2 separate regions of the Homo sapiens genome follow, and region 1 is linked to region 2. Evidence: read pairs that join two places in POLR2A ChIA-PET (ENCODE). Cell type or tissue: GM12878. All regions are shown on one strand. Each heading gives the region's core, and the rest is flanking DNA. Links, peaks and the distances in the headings are about the cores only.

The links. Peaks named below come from ENCODE experiments on the same cell type or tissue, not always from the same donor. Only the 100,000 strongest peaks of a DNase experiment are listed, where the experiment ranks them.
Region 1: POLR2A ChIA-PET joins it to region 2 with 5 read pairs; 4 of 35 experiments call an interaction of 5 or more read pairs at or near these places.

Annotation. Positions count from the first base shown.
Region 1 is chr2:44,205,247-44,213,263 of GRCh38, reverse strand. PPM1B (protein phosphatase, Mg2+/Mn2+ dependent 1B) reads right to left here. Exons shown (of 6, transcript NM_002706.6): 3 at 3,937-4,054. Among named protein-coding and RNA genes, the nearest start is that of PPM1B, 40 kb to the right of the region's middle. In GM12878, for the core only: no CTCF peak of the experiment used is centred there; no DNase peak of the experiment used is centred there.
Region 2 is chr2:44,068,115-44,076,131 of GRCh38, reverse strand. No RefSeq gene overlaps it. Among named protein-coding and RNA genes, the nearest start is that of LRPPRC, 76 kb to the right of the region's middle. In GM12878, for the core only: no CTCF peak of the experiment used is centred there; a DNase peak (open chromatin) is centred at 4,308; H3K27ac peaks cover 409 bases.

The sequences.
Region 1 (8,017 bases), core at 1,155-6,154, 140 kb before region 2:
AGTCCTCCCACAAAGAAAAGAAAAAAGATTGACAATCTAACTTTATAAAAAGTAATTTCATATCTTAAAAACAGCATATATAAAACCAAAAGGTTATATTAAGATTATGATACTTAGCTTCTCAGGGTTGAAAGTGGAAAAGAAAAAAAAAAAAAAAAAGGGCCTTAAGACTGAAAAATTTTCATTTTCTCAGGGTAACCACTAAATTTTTTCCTTTTTACTAAATGGAATTTTTTTTTTTTTTTTTTTTGGAAACGGAGTCTTGCTCTGTCGCCCAGCCTGGAGTGCAGTGGCAGGATCTTGGCTCACTGCAAGCTCCACCTCCCAGGTTCACACCATTCTCCTGCCTCAGCCTCCTGAGTAGCTGGGACTACAGGCGCCCACCACCACGCCCAGCTAATTTCTTTTTGTATTTTTAGTAGTTACAGGTTTTCACCGTGTTAGCCAGGATGGTCTCAATCTCCAGACCTCGTGATCTGCCCGCCTCGGTCTCCCAAAGTGCTGGGATTACAGGCGTGAGCCACCATGACTGGCCTACTAAACGGAATTTTTTAAAGAATGTGTAACTAATAAGCAAATCCTAGGATGAACTGGAATACATCTAAAAGAAGGCAAGAATGGAGGATAAAAAAAAATAGATGAAACACGAAAGACGGCAGATTTAAACTCAAACATATCAGCAATTATGTTAAAGATAAACAGACTAGCTTCTCCCTTCTCATGTTCCTGAATAATTTTGTCCAACACGATTGGATTTGCTTAGCTAAGCAAAACAAATCTTTCAGGGAGTGGAGGGGGAAATAGTGGCCACAAATTGATCCAGAATGGGATATTCATGCCTAACCACAGTAAGCATAGCTTTAGGATGGCTATAGGGTGAACTGGGATGGGCAATTTGGAGTGAGGAAGGCATATGCATGAGAGTTAGCCGTGACAGATTTGTTGGGTTGACAGTAGAGGACAGGTTTCTTTCTGTAGAAGAGAGTTATAAATATGAAAAGGGAGAAAACTATAATAAATCCTGTAGTACTGTATAGCTGCAGGCAGGACAAAAAGACGCTACAACAAGTTTTAAGAGGCTCTCATTGCCTGAAACAGTTGATAATACAATGAATAGAACAGGAATCCGTGAGTCTGTGCTCATATAAACAAACAGGCAGAAAAGAACATTTTTCCTTGCAGTAAAATGCTAATACATATAAAAAGAATGACTAAACCAGGCGCGGTGATTCACGCCTGTAATCCCAGCACTTTGGGAGGCCAAGGCGGGCGGATCACCTGAGGTCAGAAAGTTCGAGATCAGCCTGACCAACATGGAGAAACCCCCTCTCTACTAAACATACAAAATTGGCCGGGTGTGGTGGCACATGCCTGTAATCCCAGCTACTCAGAAGGGTGAGGCAGGAGAATCACTTGAACCCCGGAGGCAGAGACTGCGGTAAGCCAAGATCATGCCATTGCACTCCAGCCTGGGCAACAACAGCGAAACTCCATCATAAAAAAAAAAAAAAAAAAAAAAAAGACAGAATCAGAAAATCACCAGTTGGCTATCATTCTTCAGGCAAAAATCGCAAATGGATGCTAAAACTATCTGCTAAAATCTTAATGAGCAATAGGTTATTAACAATCTCAAAGTGCCTCCCCATAGAATACTTATGAATAAGTATAACATATTTATTAAATACTTATTAGGTATAACATAATTATTAATTAAGTAACCTGAAAGACAACAACCCAAGCAAGTCACAAAAGATGTTAACATTATAAATCAACATCACATGCCTCCCTGATTGTGATGCACTGAGAAGAATCTAGAATCACTTCCACAGTATTCCTGCCAATGTATAACCTAAATCTTATCAAGAGGAAACATCAGCCAACCCAAGCTGCACATTCCACAAACCTGTACTCTTGAAAAATGTCAAGGTCAACAGAAATAAAAAAGACTATGGAACTTTTTCCATTGAGGGAGACTAAAGAGGCATGACAGCTAAATGCAGCACACATGCTCTAGACTGCATCCTGGACCTACATATGACATTACTGGGATAATTAGGGAAATTTAAATGGGATCTGTGGATTACAAAGTAATATTGTATCAACGTTAATTTCTTAATTTTTTTTTCCCGAGATGGAGTCTTGCTCTGTCATCCAGGCTAGAGTACAGTGGCATGATCTCGGCTCACTGCAATCTCCACCTTCCAGGTTCAAGCAGTTCTCCCGCCTCAGCCTCCGGAGTAGCTGGGATTACAGGCACCTGCCACCACGCCCGACTAATTTTTGTATTTTTAGTACAGATGGGATTTCACCATGTTGGCCAGGCTGGTCTCCAACTCTTGACCTCGTGAGCCGTGCACCTCAGCCTCCCAAAGTGCTGGGATTATAGGTGTGAGCCACCGTGCTGGGTCAATTTCCTAATTTTTATGGATATACTACAGTTATGTAGTGTCATGTAATCTTCGTTTTATTAAGTAGTACTGATATATCATATTTGCAACTTTCAATTGATTTGGCTCAGGAAAAAGGTTAGTAATATGGGGGGCAGGGGAATAAGAGGAGAGAGAGGTGGAGAGGGAAGGAAGGAAGGAGGGAGACAGAAAATGAGAATGTTACAGAAAGTATATATAGAGATAAGCCAAACGTGGTATTACATAAACAAATAAGGAATCTAGGTAAAGGACACTACATGTACATGGGAGATCCTGTAATACTTCTGCAACTTTTCTGTATGTTTAAAATTATTAGGCTGGCTGTGCTGGCTCATGCCTGTAATCCCAGCACTTTGGTAGGCCAATGTGGGAGGACTGCTTGAGTCCAGGAGTTTGAGACCACCCTGGGCAACACAGTGAGACCTCATCTTTACAAAAAATAAAGAAAACTAGCCAGCTGTGGTGGCACGTGCCTGTAGTTCCAGCTACTTGGGAGAGGCTGAGGTGAGAGGATCACTTGAGCCCAGGGAGTTGAGGCTGTAGTGAGCCGAGATCATGCCACTGTACTCCAGCCTAGGCAACAGAGCAAGACCCTATCTCAAAAAAAAAAAAAAAAAAATTTATTGCCAAATGAAGTTTAAAAAAATATGTAAAATAATCTTTTGAAACACTAATGTTAACTCTATCAATAAAAGGGAAAGGATACCGTAATGAATTCCAATGATAATTAACCCGAAAAGGGAGAATTAGTATTAGCGGAATTAAGAGTACTTGTTTTCATGACACTGTTAGGGGAAATTTCACTGGATTCTCCACTTACTACTAGGAATGTACGCAGGGAAAGAAAAAGAAAGAAAAAATAAACCAGCAAGCTCTAACGAACTACCTTCAAATTATGTTTCTCTTTGGTGGTGAAACAGACATATTTGTCTTCTCCCTGTCAATCAATCCCCAGAAATTGGTCCAAGACAGTAAATTTTAGACAGATAGATGTGTTTTTTCAAGGACTTGTTTTGAAATACTTGTTTGTCCTATGGAATTTTTTTTTTTTTTTTTTGGAGACGGAGTCTCACTCTGTTGCCCAGGCTGGAGTGCAGTGGTGCAATCTCGGCTCACTGCAACCTCCACCTCCCAGATTCAAGCAATGCTCCTGCCTCAGCCTCCCGAGTAGCTGGGACTACAGGTGTGTGCCACCATGCCCGGCTAATTTTCTGTATTTTTAGCAGAGACGGGGTTTCACCGTGTAGCCAGGATGGTGTCGATCTGACCTCATGATCTGCCCGCCTCAGCCTGCCAAAGTGCTGGGATTACAGGTGTGAGCCACTGCGCCTGACCAGGAAATTTTAAAATAATCATTTGATAAACAAAAAGAATACTTTCCCTCTCTAAATTTTTTTTTTTTTGAGACAGAGCCTTGGTGTGTCGCCCAGGCGACAAAAGTGCTAGGATTACAGGCATGAGCTACCGTGCCTGGCCTGTCTATATTTTTAAAAAGCATTTGTCTTACCTTCAACCCGTGATTCCAAGTGCTTATCCAACTCTGAATCTTTTTTCACCGCTTCATCTGAGACCTTGGGAGCATTTGAAAAGCAAACTAGTACAATACTCATGTTATCTCGACTTCCCTGTGTATTAAAGAAAAAAAAGAAAAAAAATTGTATTTCTACAATCAACTATTATTTACTTCAAAATACTTTAAGCAATTATAGTTTATTTAATCATCCAGAACGTTTATGTTTAACACATTCATTTTTATTCCAATGAATTACTAAAAACACAACTTGAAGAAACAAGGTGTCTAGGTATGGGTATATCTGTAAGCATTTCTGTATTTTTAATTCTGGTGAACTATTATTACCCACAGCCATTCCAGTCTGAGAAATGAAGATATCTTCAATACATATTAAATCTTCTAAACTATTTCCCACTCAAGATTGTCTATTCCCAAACTGGCTTAAGTCCACAATGGATCCTCCCAAACACATATGCAAATGTTTTCCAGCTTAGCTTTTAAACTGCCTCAGAGCAATGCTACGACTCCATGAATTTAACATAGCTGAAAATTGTTATTCGGCAGAATACCCAAAATACTAAACTAAACAATTATTATTATTACTATTTGAGACAAAGTTTCGCTCTTGTTGCCCAGGCTGGAGCACAATGGCGCAATCTTGGCTCACTGCAACCTCCGCCTCCCAGGTTCAAGCAATTCTCCTGCCTCAGCCTCCTGAGTAGCTGGCATTACAGGTGACGGCCACCAGGCCCGGCTAATTTTTTTATATTTAGTAGAGATGGGGTTTCACCATGTTGACCAGGCTGGTCTTGAACTTCTGACCTCAGGTGATCCACCCACCTCAGCCTCCCAAAGTGCTGGGATTATAGGCATGAGCCACCGCGCCCAGCCCCACAACTATTAATACAAGAAACTATTCAGAGGGCACAGTAACAGGGGGGACTGTAACTGGACAACTGAGATCCAACTGTAGTCATGTGATAACTTTTAAAAGAAAAGACATCAGATTGCTATATAGTCGCAAGTAGTTTCAGAATCTTTATAAAGTGGCTAAAATAGCTAATTTAAGGACATATTTTATTTCTCCCTTTTAACCACACCATCACAAATTACCTATGTTAAAAAGGAAGCATACACTGGGCACGGTGGCTCACGCCTGTAATCCCAGCACTTTGGGAGGCTGAGGAGGGCAGATCACAAGGTGAGGGGTTCAAGACCAGCCTGACTAACATGGTGAAACCCCATCTCTACACAAATATACAAAAATTATCCAGGCGTGGTGGCGCGCACCTGTAATACCAGCTACTCAGGAGGCTGAGGCAGGAGAATCACTTGAACCCGGGAGGTGGAGGTTGCAGTGAGCTGAGATTGCACCACTGTACTCCAGCCTGGGCAACAGAGTGAGACTGTCTCCAAAAAAAAAAAAAAAAAAAGCATAAAGCCAGGCACTGTGACTCATGGCTATAATCCCAGCACTTCGGGAGGCCTCGGTGAGCAGACTATTTTAGCCCAAGAGTTCCAGACCAGCCTGGGCATCATGGCAAAACCTTGTCTCTTCAAAAAACACAAAAATTAACTGGGCTTAGTGGCACACACCTGTAGTCCCAGGTCCCAGCTACTCGGGAGGCTAAGGTGGAAGGATCGCTTAAGCCTGGGAAGTGGAGATTGCAGTGAGCCGTGATGACACCACTGCACTCTAGCCTGGGCAACAGAGCAAGACTCTCTCTCAAAAAAAAAAAAAGCATATCATATATACTACTCTAGTACCATGAGATTATGTGCAATCAATTAAAAATACGTTCTCATTACTTTTTCTAAAGGTATATTACTTTAACTGAGTTTCTAAGAGCAGGAGCAGATGAAACTGTTCTTGGAATAACGATTTTTTTCAAACTTTCTTTTTCTGTTCACTCTAAAAAACAAAGTCAGTGGAGGTGGTAGGCTATTTTGTCTGATAGTGTTTGCCAAATTTGCCAACTCAAGTGAAAGAAACCAAGACCACACCCTTTCTAGTCTTTTCAGTTATTATGACTAGAATCTAGGCAGGCATGGCTCGGTTCAGACTTATGCCTTTCAGAACCTACATGACACAGCCCAAAAGACAGGTGGCCTTGAATAACTTCTGCCTTCACCTCCTAATTCAATGGGAGTAAAGTTTGAAGGCAGTGAAGGTTGGGTCTTCAGAAGACTTCAAAATAAATTAACTTGTCACAGATTGTTGTGCTTTGGAACAAGGAACCAACTTGAGTATTTCATTAGATTCCCGGTTATCTGGAAAAACCATTTCCAAATTGGCCAAATTAATTCATTCCTTAATGAAACCCACCAAAACTTTTATATTAGAAATACTGTATGTGTTTGGTTATATGAATATACTTGTATAAATGTCATAAGGGCAGTTCAAGCAAAAATTTTTAATTAAAAATAATTTTAAAGTACACCATGGATATTCAAGAATCAAACAGCTGGGCATGGTGGCTGCCTGTAATCCCCGCAGTTTGGGAGGCTGAGGCAGGAGGATCATTTAAGGCCAGGAGTTTGAGACTAGCCCGGGCAACACAGTGAGACACCCTTTCTAAAACACAACAACAAAAAAAGAATCAAGCATAATTACACTTTATAAAGCAATTTTATGCATAAACGGAATTAACACCTTACACTTTTAGAAATCTAATTTCTTTTAACCCTTTTGAGTTTTTGGTAACAACAACATGAGCATTGTGGAACATTTCCTTATCTAATTTCCATTCGATTTTTGTAAGTTATAAAATATAAATACTTTTGGAAAATTAATTGAAAGAGAGTTCCAATAAATTTATGGTTCTCCAAAGACATTTAAGGGAAATAATTTATATTTACATCTCAGGCATGTGTGATTTCAGTGATGTTGCTTCTTAGCCACCTTGCCTGGCTTGCTTCTATTTCTATGTAAAGATGGCTTTCCCCTAAACACCAAGTATGAATATGTTTCAGTAGCTGTTATACAGCAACAGAAAAGGTCCTTTCCTTTGTGCCATTGTTTTTTAGAGACAAAACATCCTTGTATAATCAGTATAAAGTTTTCACTAAGTCCATAAATAAAACATTTTTTTTTCTAAATCCAGTTTGGATAACTAAAGAAATTAGCTCTGCATATAAAAATTGATTATTACATGTTCTTTTTACTTTTTACAACAGCACAGCAGTTAACACTCTTAATAATCATAGTACCAGATCAAAGACGCCAGTGCCCCTGCCATAAATAAGGGCATCTAAACTTAAACAGAAAACAATCTGATACAGTTTTTTGTTTGTTTTTGTTTTTTTGACACGGAGTCTCACTCTGTCGCCCAGGCTGGAGTGCAATGGCGCGATCTCAGCTCACTGCAACCTCTGCATCCCAGGTTCAAGCAATTCTCCTGAGTTTAGAACTAAACAATTATTGAGGGGGTTACATTTTCTATGTTATATAAATTAATATAGAATGATGTTGCCTTTGGAAAATGATAATTTCCCTCAATTTTATCCAACTATGAGGTACTATCTCATGTTTTAAAATAAATAGGCTTCTGGTAGATGGTATATAAATGAAATTTTGGAAAATCAAATAATGTTTTAAAAGAACAATTTAAAAGAATACCGACTTTTATAATTTAAGAAAAACAAAACAGGTGACAAAGTAACAAACATAGCATGATCTTTTTCTATAAAATACAAAAAAAGAAAAAATCCTATTTTACGTTTATACATTTCTATCAATAATCACAGAGAACCATTTGGAAAGATATACAGCAAACCATGAGCAGTGGTTCCCTAAGTGAGATGAGACTGGAAAGCAGAAACATCAAGGGGAATCACTTTACTTCAAACATCTCTGTATTTGTTACAAAAAAAATTTAGTCTTAATGTTTCCCTTGGGGAAAAATTTCTCAGACCATGAAAACCGAAACAGACAGACACTTACACACACACACACACACACACACACCCACACCCACACCCACACCCACTCTTCTTTATTTTATCAGGCCCTTCTGGGAAATATTGTTAACAAAAATACTAAACTTGAGTCAGAAAACTAGTCTCAGCCTCAATA
Region 2 (8,017 bases), core at 1,711-6,710:
GTGGAATATAGACAATTCCTCCCTCCCCAGCCTGCTCACCCTGGTCCTTCTCCTTCTGTCAAAGAAGAGGATAATTGAGGTCTCCCTGGCTTGCAAGAAACATCAGGTATTCATCTCAGGGACGCTTCCAAGGATCTCATTGATTTGGTATTTCAGTTTTGACTCCCCAAACACAGTTTTTCCACCAACAAAAGGTTTTCAGTCCTTTAAATTCATCTAAGGACATAAACTATGCAGAGCAGTCAGGATAGAAGCCATGTGAGCCACAAACAACAAAGCACAAATTGCCTCCAGTGGGCATAGAGTTTCAGTGACTTCATGTTGGCTAAATATAGGCGAACACATGGTGTGTTGTGAGTGCCAGGGAGAACCATGATGCAATTATCCCCTCCCCTTGATGGAATAGAGAGGACCAGGGTCAGAGGGAAGAATGAGATTACCTAATAAATGGTCACGTCACGGTCCTCAACTCCACTCCCATCCAAGGGTTGCGCGCGCACACACACACACACACACACACACACCCCCAATACATGACAAAGCAAACATTATCACACAGCTTTAGAACAACATATTTATCTTCTGATTGTAGTTAAGGATAAATTGCTTTAATATTAAATTTAATTGTTTTGATTTTCTTTTTACTCTTTATTACATAAAAAATTCATATTCACCATAGAAAATTTAGAAATCAGAATAACTATTAATTTTTATTGAGCAGTTAATATATGGCAGGTATTCCCTGTAATAGGCCCTTTACAAGAGCGACTCATTTAATCCTCACAGAACTATCTGAGTTAGGTTCAGCCATTACCCCTGTTTGACAACTAAAAAAAAAACAAGGGTTGGGGATTAAGTAACCAGCTCAAGGTCACCTAGTTAGAAAAGTGAAGACTGGGAATTAAACTCCAGTTTGTCTGATTTCAAATTTCATGCACTTAAACTCTAGACCATGTGATATGATCAGTTGACTAAAAGAAAAAACAACAACAAAAAGCACTCTAGGCCGGGTGCGGTAATTCATGCCTGTAATCCCAGTGCTTTGGGAGGCCGAGGTGGGTGGATCATTTGAGGTCAGGAGTTCAAGACCAGCCTGGCCAACATGGCGAAACACTATCTCTACTAAAAATACAAAAGTTAGCCGGGCGTAGTGGCATGCGCCTGTAATCCTAGCTGTTCAGGAGGCTGAGGCAGGAGAATCACTTGAGCCTGGGAGGCGGAGGTTGTGGTGAGCCGAGATCATGCCACTGCACTCCAGTCTGGGCGACAGAGTAAGACCTTGTCTCAAAAAAAAAAAAAAAAAAAAAGCACTCTAGACCAGTGCTGTTCAATAGAAATATACTGTGTGAGCCACATATATCATTTAAAATTTTCTAATAGCCACATTAAAAGAAGAAAAAAGAAATAAATAAGATTAATTTTGACACTGGTTCATTTAGCCCAATATATTCAAAATATTATTATTTCAACATTTAACCAATATAAAAAATAACTAATTAGATATTTCACATTTTGCTTTTCAGACCAAGTCTTAAAAACCCAGTGTGTACTTCACAGATATAGCACATCATCAAGGGCCCAATAAACCCATGTCACTAGTGGCTAGTCATATTGGACAACACAGACGTTTCCATCATGGCAGACAGCTCTATTGGACATTGCTGCTCTAGGTTATACTGAGAGTCAAAAAGAACAAGTCACCAATATACCCATCTATTTCAATGTATTGTGCCCTCCTGTTTTCTGTGCAGGTGTATATACATATAAATATGTTTTCATACAGATGAAGGTCACACTATTAGCATAGTGGGTTTTTTGTTTCCTCAGGCCCCACATAATCATCGTGCCCAGTTATAAATATAGTTTTGTGTGCGTGTGCGTGTGTGTGTGTGCATGTGTGTTTTGAGACACAGTCTCACCCTGTTGCAAAGGCTGGAGTGCAGTGGCAAAATCTAGGCTCACTGCAACTTCTGTCTCCCAAGTTCAAGTGATTCTCCTGCCTCAGCCTCCTGAGTATCTAGGATTACAGGCACATGCCACCACATCTGGCTTTTTGTATTTTTAGTAGAGATGGGGTTTCACCATTTAGACCAGGCTGGTCTCAAACTCCTGACCTCAGGTGATCCACCCGCCTTGGCCTCCCAAAGTGTTGGGATTACAGGCATGAGCCACTACACCTGGCCTAGCATATTGTTTTTTAAGTTAAAAAAACTTTTTTAGAGTTGGGGTCTTGCTATGTTGCCCAGGCTAGAGTGTAGTGGCTATTCATAGGCACAATCATAGTGCACTACAGCCTCAAACTTCTGGGCTCAAATGATCCTCTTGTCTCAGGCCCCACATAATTATCATGCCCAGCTATAAATATTGTTTTTTGTTTGTTTGTTTTTGTTTTTGTTTTTTCGAGACAGAGTCTTGCTCTGTTGCCCAGGTTGGAGTGCAGCAGTGTGATCTCGGCTCACTGAAAACTCCGTCGCCTAGGTTCAATTGAGTCTCCTGCCTCAGACTCCCGAGTAGCTGGGATTACAGGTACATGCCACCATGCCCTGCTAATTTTTGTATTTTTAGTAGACATGAGGTTCCACCATGTTGGCCAGGCTGGTCTCAGACTCCTGACCTCAGGAGATCTACCTGCCTCAGTCTCTCAAAGTGCTGGGATTACAGGCATGAGCCACCGTGCCCAGCCATATAAATATAGTTTTAATATTTTTTTCCTCTAACAAACCCTCCGGTGGCTTTGGCTCCCTGTGTGTGTGTGAGGCACTTTTGAGGTGCTGAAATAGCATGGGTTTTGGAGTAAAAAGACTCCAGCACTTGACATCTATGTGACATTGGACAAGCTATTTTCTGACCCTCGGTTTTCTCATGTGAGGATGAAACAAGATAATGTTTGCAAAAAGTGCCTTATAAATGAAAGCTCTTCCCTGCTCCCTTTATTTTTAGTTGGCATGCAATAATTGTACATATTAATGGATACAGAGTGATATTTTGATACATGTATTCAATGTATAATGATCAAATCAGGGTAATTCGCATACCCATCATCTCAAATATTTATTATTTTTTGTGTTGTGAACATTCAGAATCCTCTCTTCTAGCTTTTTGAAGATACACAATAAATTATATTCACTCTACAGTGCTGAAGAACATTAGAACTCATTCCTCCTAACTAGCTGTAATTTTGTTATCTTTTAACCAACCTCTCTGCATCCTTCCTTTCTTCCTACCCTTCCTAACTTCTAATACCACGATCTCCTCTCTACTTTCATGAGCTCAAAAAAGTTTTTTTAGCTTCCACATGTGAGTGGGAACATGCAGTATTTATCTTTCTGTGCCTGCCTTGTTTCATTTAACATAACGTTCCCCAGGCTCATCCATTTGCTGTGAACGCCAGGATTTCATTCATTTTTTAAGGCTGACTAGTATTCCATTGTGTATATACCACATTTTCTTCATCCATTCATCTGTTGATGGTCATTTAAGTTGATCCCATATCATAGCTATTGTGAGGTTTTTTTTTTTTTTTGTCTCCCTCTGTCACCCAGGCTGGGTTGCAATGGCGCTATCTCAGCTCAGTGCAACCTCACCTCCCAGGTTCAAGTTCTTGTACCTCAGCCTCCCCAGTAGCTGGGATTATAGGCATGCACCACCACACCGGGCTAATTTTTGTATTTTTAGTAGAGACAGGGTTTTACCATGTTGACCAGGCTGACCTCAAGTGAGCCACCCACCTCGGCCTCCCAAAGTGTTGGTATTACAGGTGTAAGCCACTTTGCCCAAACTATCATAGCTATTGTGAATAGTTCTGCAATAGACATGAGGTTTCAGGTATCCCTTTGTTATACTGATTTTCTTTCCTTTGTATAAATACCCAGTAGTAGGACTGACGGATCATATGGTAGCTCTATTTTTAGTTGTAGTTGTTTTTTTTTTTTAAGAAACCACTATATTCTTTTCCATATGGCTATACTAATTTACATTCCCACCAACAGTATATAAGAGTTCCCTTTTCTCCATATCCTTGCCAGTATCTGTTGCTGTTTGTTTGATAACAGCCATTCTATTAGAAGAAAACATAGGGGATATGCTTCAGGAGATTGGTCTAGGCAAAGCTTTGAGCTAAGACTTCAAAAACACAAGCAACAAAAACAAAAGCAGCCAAATGGGACTGTATTAAATGGCAAAGCTTCTGCATAGCAAAGGAAGCAATCAACAAAGTACAGAGACAACCTGGAGAGTGGGGGAAAATGATTCATCTGACAAGTGGCTAATATCTAGAATACACAAGGAACTCAAACAACTCAACAGCAAAAATCCCCAAATAATCTGATTTAAAAATAGGCAAAGAAACTGAAATGAACATTTCTTAAAAGACACATAAATGGGCAACAAATATATGAAAAAATGCTCAATATTACTAATCATTAAGGAAATGCAAATTGAAGCCTCTTATAAGAAGTACAACTGGTTCTTCTCATAACACAGGCAATATACTCTTTTTTTGAGACAAAGTCTCACTCTGTCACCCAGGCTGGAATATAGTGGTGCAATCTCGGCTCAGTGCAACCTTCGCCTCCCAGGTTAAAGTGAGTCTCCTGCCTCAGCCTCCTGAGTAGCTGGGACTATAGGTATGTGCCACCATGCCAGCCTAAGTTTTGTATTTTTAGTAGAGACAGGTTTTTGCCGTGTTGGCCAGGCTAGTCTCAAACTCCTGGCCTCAAGTGATCCACCTGCCTCGGCCTCCCAAAGTGCTGGGATTATAGGCGTGAGCTACCACATCTGGCCCTATTTTTGTTCCTTTTGGGTATACAACTAGGACTGGAATTGCTGGACCAAATGCAAAGTCTATGTTTAAATTTTTGATGAGCTGTTAGACTGGTTTCCAAAGTGATGGCACCATTTTATATTTCTATCAGCAGTATATGAAGTTTTCAATATTTTCACATCCTCACCAACACTTTTTATTATTTGACTGGTTAAGTTTTGTATTTTTAGTAGAGACAGGGTTTTGCCATGTCGGCTAGGCTGGTCTTGAACTCCTGACCTCAGGTGATCCACCCATCTCAGCCAAAGTGCTGGAATTACAGGGGTGAGCCACTGCAACTGGCCAATATACTCTTATGTATCTAGTACGAGTTTGTGTGTGTGTGTGTGTGTGTGTGTGTGTGTGTGTGTGTGTATTAAGAGATCAGACTAGAGAGATTTCAGTCAATGGTCAGGCCAAAGTATCTAGGTCTGCACTCCTAATCCAGGAAGAGCTTTTGTTGGTCATTGCTAACCATGGCATTTTTCCAGTGTGAGTAAACTTTTTCTTACTCTTTCTCTCCCTTTTTTGCAGGTAAATTTTGAGAGGTTTTTCTCTTCTAGGCCTGGCAAGAGTTGCTGTATGAGGACAAATTCTGATTTCAGGAAGCGTCAACCTCTCCTCTGCCTTTGACGTCTTGCTGCCCTAGATGAAGAAAGCTCCACAGCTGGTCAGGGGAAGTATAGGGTTGACCCAGAATTAGAAGGTTTTGTTTTATTATTATTATTATTATTAATAGAGATGGGGGGGGTCTCACTATGTTGCCCAGGCTGTTCTCGAACTCCTGGGCTCAAGCCATTGCCTGCCTCTGCCTCCCAAAGTGCTGGGATTATACGTGTGAGCCCCCACACCCAGATAAGAAGTCTTTAGGAGCAGCTGCAAGACACTGTGGCTTCTTGCCGTTCCTAAGCCAGGAGCATGCTTTAACTGTGGGGGCGAAAAAAAAAAACAAAACACCAATCACAATTCTCCATCTCTACAGATAGACAGCAGCACACATCCCCCAATCAAGAAGGAATCTGTCAAAATCTGGCTTTTCATTTGGTCGAGTGAAACAGGTTATTAAAACAACAAGGCACTGCTGATTTTATATAGATATACTTAAGTGGACAAACTACTGCCGTAGAGGCAGATTCCCAGCCAAATTACCAAAAAGAAGTTAAACATGCGCTTAGCAATAAGAAAATCTTGAGATGACGGTTTGGTATCACCAGGTGTTTCAATTACCTCTCTCTTCCCTGAGCTCTGTTCTGCACAAGGCACCATTCTCCACATTCTCTCATTCCCATGGAAAAGGGCATAATTCCTCCACCCCCGCACACATACCCCTCTGCCCATGTCTTCTATTAATCTTGAATGAAAAAAGTCTATGTCCTGAAGCATATCTCCTATGTTTTCTTCTAATAGAATGGCTAGTATCAAAAAATCAAACAATGAACAATAGAAACAGCTGGAACTTATCCTCAGATTCACCCTCCACTCAAAGTGTATTCCATCTTCCTTCTGAAACAAACTCTCCGGGAAATTCCATGTGTTAACAAATATCCACTTGACGCTCACCATTGAGAAGCATGAGCCCTCAGGTACTGTGCTCCGAGCTGTAGACACAAGGATAAGACTCAGTTGCTGTCTATTCAATTCAGTGTATTTCATTTTGAATTTAATTCCAAAAATAGCCATTGATATCTAGTCTACAATGCTGCCAATAATGTCCTAGGCTTTGACTACACCAAAAAAAAGTTTTTAAAAAAGGAAGACAGGCTGAGCATGGTGGCTCATGCCTGTAATCCCCAAACTTTGGGAGGCCAAGGCAGGCGGATCACCTGAGGTCAGGAGTTCGAGACCAGCCTGGCCAACATGGTGAAATCCTGTCTCTAAAAAAAAAAAAAAAAAATACAAAAATTAGCCAGGCATGGTGGAGCGCTCCTGTAATCCCAGCTACTCAGGAGGCTAAGGCACAAGAATCACTTGAACCCAGGAGGTGGAGGTTGCAGTGAGCCGAGATTGTGCTACTGCACTCCAGCCTGGGCAATAGAGCAAGACTCAGTCTCAAAAAAAAAAAAAAAAAAAAGTAAGTGAATTCTTGCTCACACTGGGGAGTTCTCAGCCTTGCTGAGGGGCAGACAGACAGAAGTAAATGATGGCTATAATACAATGTCATGGTTGTTTGTGCTGTGTCAAGTTGGCTACACTGGTGTTCCCAGGGTCTCCTTCTCTGTATGGTTCTGAGTTAAAGTTGGGCAAAAGAACTTGCATGAGATTTGGAAGAGGAGTCATTTCTCTGAGAGTCATTTGATGGTAAGATGAGATGACCAACAGACACAGAGTTGCCCAGCAGTTTCCAGCTTGTTCTCACTCTCCCTCTCTGTGACCAGTCTGGCCCCACTGACCAACAGTGGCCCCTCCCCAACACCAAATTATTGGTTGTGAATTGACACAGAGGGTAGCTACCTAGAGGCAACAGCTTCCCATGGATGCCTCTGCCTCAGTGACTAGATAGAGTTGGCTCTTTGGATGGACAGGTGGGTGACTCTTTCTCTGATTCTCTAACTTCCTGTTCTGGATCTTCAGTTCCCCAGCTCTTTTGTAAATTCTAACTCTTTAATCTATGGAATTAAATCTCTTATCCCATCGCAGTTACAGTGACTCTGTTGCTCCCCTGCCTAAGTGTGCCAAGGTTAGGACAAGGTACGTAAGAACAGCAGAGTCATTCAGGAGACAAACAACAAAGCTATAAAAAGGAGGTGAGGATTTGAAGGATGCGTAGGATTCATAATCTAAGGGTGAGTACAGATACAGGCATCTTCACAGCAAATGATATTACAGTGTGTCAGGATTTGTAACAGATCTTTACAAAGTGTTATAGAATCATGGTAGAGGGAGCAGTGAATCCTATAGGCACTTTGGGGAAGTTAAAAAAAAGAGGGAGGTTAAAAAAAAAAACAAAACTGCTCTCCCTCTCCCTCTCCCTCTCCCTCTCCCCACGGTCTCCCTCTCCCTCTCTTTACACGGTCTCCCTCTGATGCCGAGCCAAAGCTGGACTGTACTGCTGCCATCTCGGCTCACTGCAACCTCCCTGCCTGATTCTCCTGCCTCAGCCTGCCAAGTGCCTGCGATTGCAGGCGCGCGCCGCCACGCCTGACTGGTTTTCGTATTTTTTTGGTGGAGACGGGATTTCGCTGTGTTGGCCAGGCTGGTCTCCAGCTCCTAACCGCG